Regions from separate parts of the Homo sapiens genome. Here region 1 is linked to region 2. Evidence: chromatin loops called from intact Hi-C (ENCODE). Cell type or tissue: psoas muscle. All regions are shown on one strand.

Region 1 (2,500 bases), 360 kb before region 2:
GCCCTGACTGTGAGTGAGGCACTGGCCTGGGCCCATTCCTAGCCGGGCCGACCACTGGGCCCCCACGTCAGTCCAGTGACTGCCCCCAAGCCTCACTTTCCTCATCAGCAAAATGGGCTTCACAACACCTACCCCAAGGATCACGTGAGGGCTCAGTCAGTATCAGGTGCCCGGGACTCACCTCACACAGAGAATCAATAACCAGCAACGAGCATCCTGCCCATCACTAACAGAGTGTGATGGCGTTCCAACCCCGCCTCCCACTTCCTGAAACTCTCCAGGGGAAGGAGCTCAGCTTATAATGTATGCTAATAGTGTCAGAATCTAATTGCAGGGAGGAAGTGCCTGTAATCCCAGCACTTTAGGAGGGAAAGGCAGGAGATCTCTTGAGGCCGGTTCAAGACCAGCCTGGGCAAAATAGCAAGACCCTATCTCTACAAAAATAAATATCGCCAGGCATGGTGGTGCGCACCTGTCGTCCCAGCCACTCCAGGAAGCTGAGGGGGGAAGACTGCCTGAGCCCAGAAGTTAGAGGCTGCAGTGAGCCAAGACTGCTACGGCACTCCAGCCTGGGCAACAGAGTGAGATCCTGTCTCACAAACAAACAAACAAACAAACAAACAAACAAACAGAGGTTCTCTGGACAGGACATCAAGTATTACACCAAAATCCAGTAGTCTTCTAACTCAGATTTAACAAGAATGCAAAGGCACAGCTAGCCGACTGCGTAATACTGGTGGAACTGTGACAAACTGCTAAACAAAGAGAAAGGTAACGGCAGAGGCCTCTGGCCTGTCGCTTCCCACTACTCTGCACTTCCAACACACCACTTTGAGCTCTACATACTTTCATGACTAGTGTGACTTAACATGTACAGACCCTGTTGGAGCTCCTCAGCTATTCTCAGCTAAAAAACTGTGCTCAATGCTAATCTTTCTTTTCTTTTCTCTCTTCTCTTCTCTTTTCTTTTTTTCTCTCTTTTTCTTGAGACAGACTCCCGCTCTGTCACCCAGGCTGAAGTGCAGTGGTGCCATCTCAGCTCACTGTGACCTCCACCTCCCGGGTTCAAGCAATTCTCCTGCCTCAGCCTCCCAAGTAGCTAGGATTACAGGCATGCGTCACCACAGCTGGCTATTTTTTTGTATGTTTAGTAGAGATTGGGTTTCACCATGTTGGCCAGGCTGGTCTCGAACTCCTGACCTCAGGTGATCTACCCGCCTCGGCCTCCCAAAGTGCTGGGATTACAGGTGTGAGCCACCGTGCCCGGCCTGCGCTCAGTGCTAATTAAAAGCACTGCTGCATTCAGTTTTCCACATGGGATTAATGTTTCATTCTGAAGACCTGCAGCACTAATTCAACTTCTAAAAAAAAATATGAGATTCATAAGACCATATAAAATAAAATAAAGATAATCAACATTATCAACAGCTAACTGTAAACTTTTCTTATGCCTTCAAGAGTGAATGTGGGTCCAATTCTTACTGACCAACAATTAAGCAGTTCAGATACCAACCCTATTTATGGATGAAAATGTTAAGGAAATTCCTACCCAGGGCTACGGTTATCATTTTTTTGTTCATTTGTTTTAGAGACAGTGTCTTGCTCTGTTGCCCAGGCTGGAGTCCAGTGTTGCAATCCCAACTCACTACAGCCTCAAACTCCTGGGCTCAGGTGATCCTCCTACCTCAGCCTCCCAAGCAGCTGGGGACTATAGGTGCACACCACCACATCTAGCTAATTGTTAATTTTTTTATAGAGATGGGGGGAAAGGTCTCATCATTTTGCCCAGGCTAATGTCAAACTCCTGGGCTCAAGTGATCCTCCTGTCTTGGCCTTCGAAAGTGCTGGAGCGACAGGCATGAGCCACCATGCCTGGCCTGGTTATCAATTTTATAAGCTAAGAAAACCTACCCAAAACTCCTAAAAAATGAATTGCTGCCTTTGTTTTGGCAATTCTTGAAACAGGTGTTGTAAATACTGCTGTCCAAATGCTGCCATAAAATTGGTACACAAAATCTGGTATCTCATCAGTTTTCTCATGGCAGGTTATATAAACCATAGGTACTTTTTTGTTTGTTTGAGACAGTCTCACCCTGTCGCCCAGGCTGGAGTGCAGTAACGTGATGATCTCAGCTCACAGCAACCTCCACCTCCCGCGTTCAAGAGATTCTCCTGCCTCAGCCTCCCGAGTAACTGGGATTACAGGCGCGCGACACCACGCCCGGCTAATTTTTGTATTTTTAGGAGAGACAGGGTTTCACCATGTTGGCCAGGCTGGTCTCGAACTCCTGACCTCAAGCGATCCGCTTGCCTCGGCCTCCCAAAGTGCTGGGTTTACAGGCTGAGTCACCGCGCCTGGCCAAAACATACGTACTTTAAAAGCAGCCAAAGTTTCCAAACAAAAGTCATTTCCCACAAGAAAGAATGTCTAGTTAACCTAAAGTCATTCAAATAATGCCTATCATCTTGTTTCAAGGTTTTGTGAGAATGAAATGTATTT
Region 2 (2,500 bases):
TGTGTTTCTCTTTCTGTTTCCATCATCTCCCTGTCTCTCTCTGTCTCTGTGTCCTCCTCCTCTCATCTCTGTCTCTGTCTCTCTCATTCCCCTGTCTCTCTCTGTCTCTATCATCTCCCTATCTATCTCTGTGTCCTCCTCCTCTCATCTCTGTCTCTCTCTGTGTTTCTGTCTCTGTCATCCCCCTTTCTCTGTCTCTGTCATCTCCCTGTCTCTCTATCTCTGTGTCCTCCTCCTCTCGTCTCTGTCTCTCTGCCTCTCTCATCTGTATCTCTCTCTGTCTCTGTCATCTCCCTGTCTCTGTCTCTCTCTATCTCTGTGTCCTCCTCTCATTTGTCTCTCTGCCTCTCTCATCTGTATCTCTGTCACTTTCTCTGTCATCTCCCTGTCTCTCTATCCCTCTATCTCTGTGTCCTCCTCTCATCTGTCTCTCTGCCTCTCTCATCTGTAGCTCTCTCTGTCTCTGTCATCTCCCTGTCTCTCTATCCCTCTATCTCTGTGTCCTCCTCTCATCTGTCTCTCTGACTCTCTCATCTTTGTCTCTGTCTCTGTCTCTGTCATCTCCCTGTCTATCTCCGTGTCCTCCTCCTCTCATCTCTGCCTTTCTCATCTCTGTGTCTCTCTCTGTGTTTCTGTCTCTGTCATGCCCCTTTCTCTGTCTGTCATCTCCCTGTCTCTATCTATCTCTGTGTCCTCCTCCTCTCATCTCTGTCTCTCTCATCTGTATCTCTCTCTGTCTCTGTCGTCTCCCTGTCTCTCTATCTCTTTGTCCTCTTCCTCTTGTCTTTCTCTCTGCCTCTCTCATCTGTGTCTCTCTCTGTCTCTGTCTCTGTCATCTCCCTGTCTCTGTCTCTCTCTCTCTGTGTCCTCCTCCTCTCGTCTCTTTCTCTCTGCCTCTTTCATCTGTGTCTCTGTGTCTCTCTGTCATCTCCCTGTCTATCTCTGTGTCCTCCTCCTCTCGTCTCTGTCTCTCTGCCTCTTTCATCTGTGTCTCTCTGTCTCTGTCTCTGTCATCTCCCTGTCTCTGTATCCCTCTATCTCTGTGTCCTCCTCTTCTTGTCTCTGTCTCTCTGCCTCTCTCATCTGTGTCTCTCTCTGTGTCTCTGTCTCTGTCATCTCCCTGTCTCTCTGTGTCTTCCTTCTGTCTTCTCTGTCTCTCTGCCTCTCTCCCCCATCTCTGCCTCTGTCTCCCTCCATGTCCCTGAGCCCCTGCCTGCCTGCCTGGGGTTTCCCCCGCTTCAGGGCAGCGGAAGGAAGGCCAGCAGGACATGCTGTGCTGGGAAAAGCCAGCAGGTCTCCACTTCTCCCTTTCACAGCCTCCTCCCCCGCCCCCACCCTCGGGGCCTTCCGAGCAGGGGTGGCCTGTGCTCCCCAGGGGGCTGGGGCTCCTCCACACCCTAATTCATCTCCCTAGCGGCCCCACGAGCCCCACCAGTGAGTCAGACCTGAAGGAAGTCGGGGAGGGGGCGGGCCTTGACCCTGGGCTGGGCTTTCCCCTGGGCAGGTCCCAAGTCCTCACCTCCCCTCTCAAGTCTCCCACGACGTTCCCACCCACTCCTGAGAGCAGAGCTGGCCGCAGCCATGACCCCGCAGCTTCTCCTGGCCCTTGTCCTCTGGGCCAGCTGCCCGCCCTGCAGTGGAAGGAAAGGTATGTGGGGCCCCTGGGGGACTGGGGGGCCCAGGCAGACGGACATGACACGAGGACTGGCCTCGGATCATGTCTGGGGTGGGAAATCACATCCTCCCGTGCCCAATGGTGGGATGGGGTTACCCTCCCATTGTACAGATGGAGGAACTGAGGCACAGAGAGGCAGAGTGCCACATTGGGGGTGGAAGGATGTCACCTTGTGGGTGATAGGGACTGGCAGTCACAGCTCAGAGGTATCCATAGAGCTACACAGACATAGCTACACAGACATGCGAATTTGAGTCACACTCATTCCTTTGGTTTCTTTTTGGTTTTGTTTTTTGAGACAGAGTCTCACTCTGTCGCCCAGGCTGGAGTACAGTGGCACCATCTCAGCTCACTGAAACCTCCATCTCCTGGGTTCAAGCGAGATTCTCCTCCCTCAGCCTCCCGAGTAGTTGGGATTACAGGTGCCCGCCACCATGCCCGGCTACTTTTTATATTTTTAGTAGAGATAGGGTTTTACCATGTTGGCCAGGGTGGTCTTGAACTCCTGACCTCAGGTGATCCACCCACCTCGGGCTCCCAAAGTGCTGGGATGACAGATGTGAGCCACCGCGCCCGGCCGACATTCATTCATTTTGCACTAGAGAACATCTCCATGTCCTTGAAGACAAAATGGTTACAGCAGGGCATGGTGGCTCATGCCTGTAATTCCAGCACTTTGGGAGGCCAGGGCGTGAGGATCGTGAGGCCAGGAATTCGAGACCAGCCTGGGCAACATAGTGAAACCGGACCCCACCAATCTGTACAAAAAATTAAAAAATTAGCTAGATGTGGTGGCACGTGCCTGTAGTCCCAGCTACTTGGGAG

What was found. Hi-C counts contacts between places; a loop is a spot of excess contacts. Peaks named below come from ENCODE experiments on the same cell type or tissue, not always from the same donor. Only the 100,000 strongest peaks of a DNase experiment are listed, where the experiment ranks them.
Region 1: it touches region 2 in a loop (2.1-fold over the local background); 2 of 110 quality-filtered maps call a loop at or near these places.

What each region holds. Positions count from the first base shown.
Region 1 is chr19:3,863,780-3,866,279 of GRCh38, forward strand. The region is part of intron 1 of ZFR2 (zinc finger RNA binding protein 2); the gene reads right to left. Among named protein-coding and RNA genes, the nearest start is that of ZFR2, 4.0 kb to the right of the region's middle. In psoas muscle, no CTCF peak of the experiment used is centred here; no DNase peak of the experiment used is centred here; H3K27me3 peaks cover 759 bases.
Region 2 is chr19:4,227,970-4,230,469 of GRCh38, forward strand. It overlaps EBI3 (Epstein-Barr virus induced 3), which reads left to right and starts at 1,554. Exons shown (of 5, transcript NM_005755.3): 1 at 1,554-1,648. The coding sequence starts at 1,582. RefSeq lists an enhancer at 1,774-1,863. In psoas muscle, no CTCF peak of the experiment used is centred here; a DNase peak (open chromatin) is centred at 1,356; H3K4me3 peaks cover 450 bases; H3K27me3 peaks cover 2,268 bases.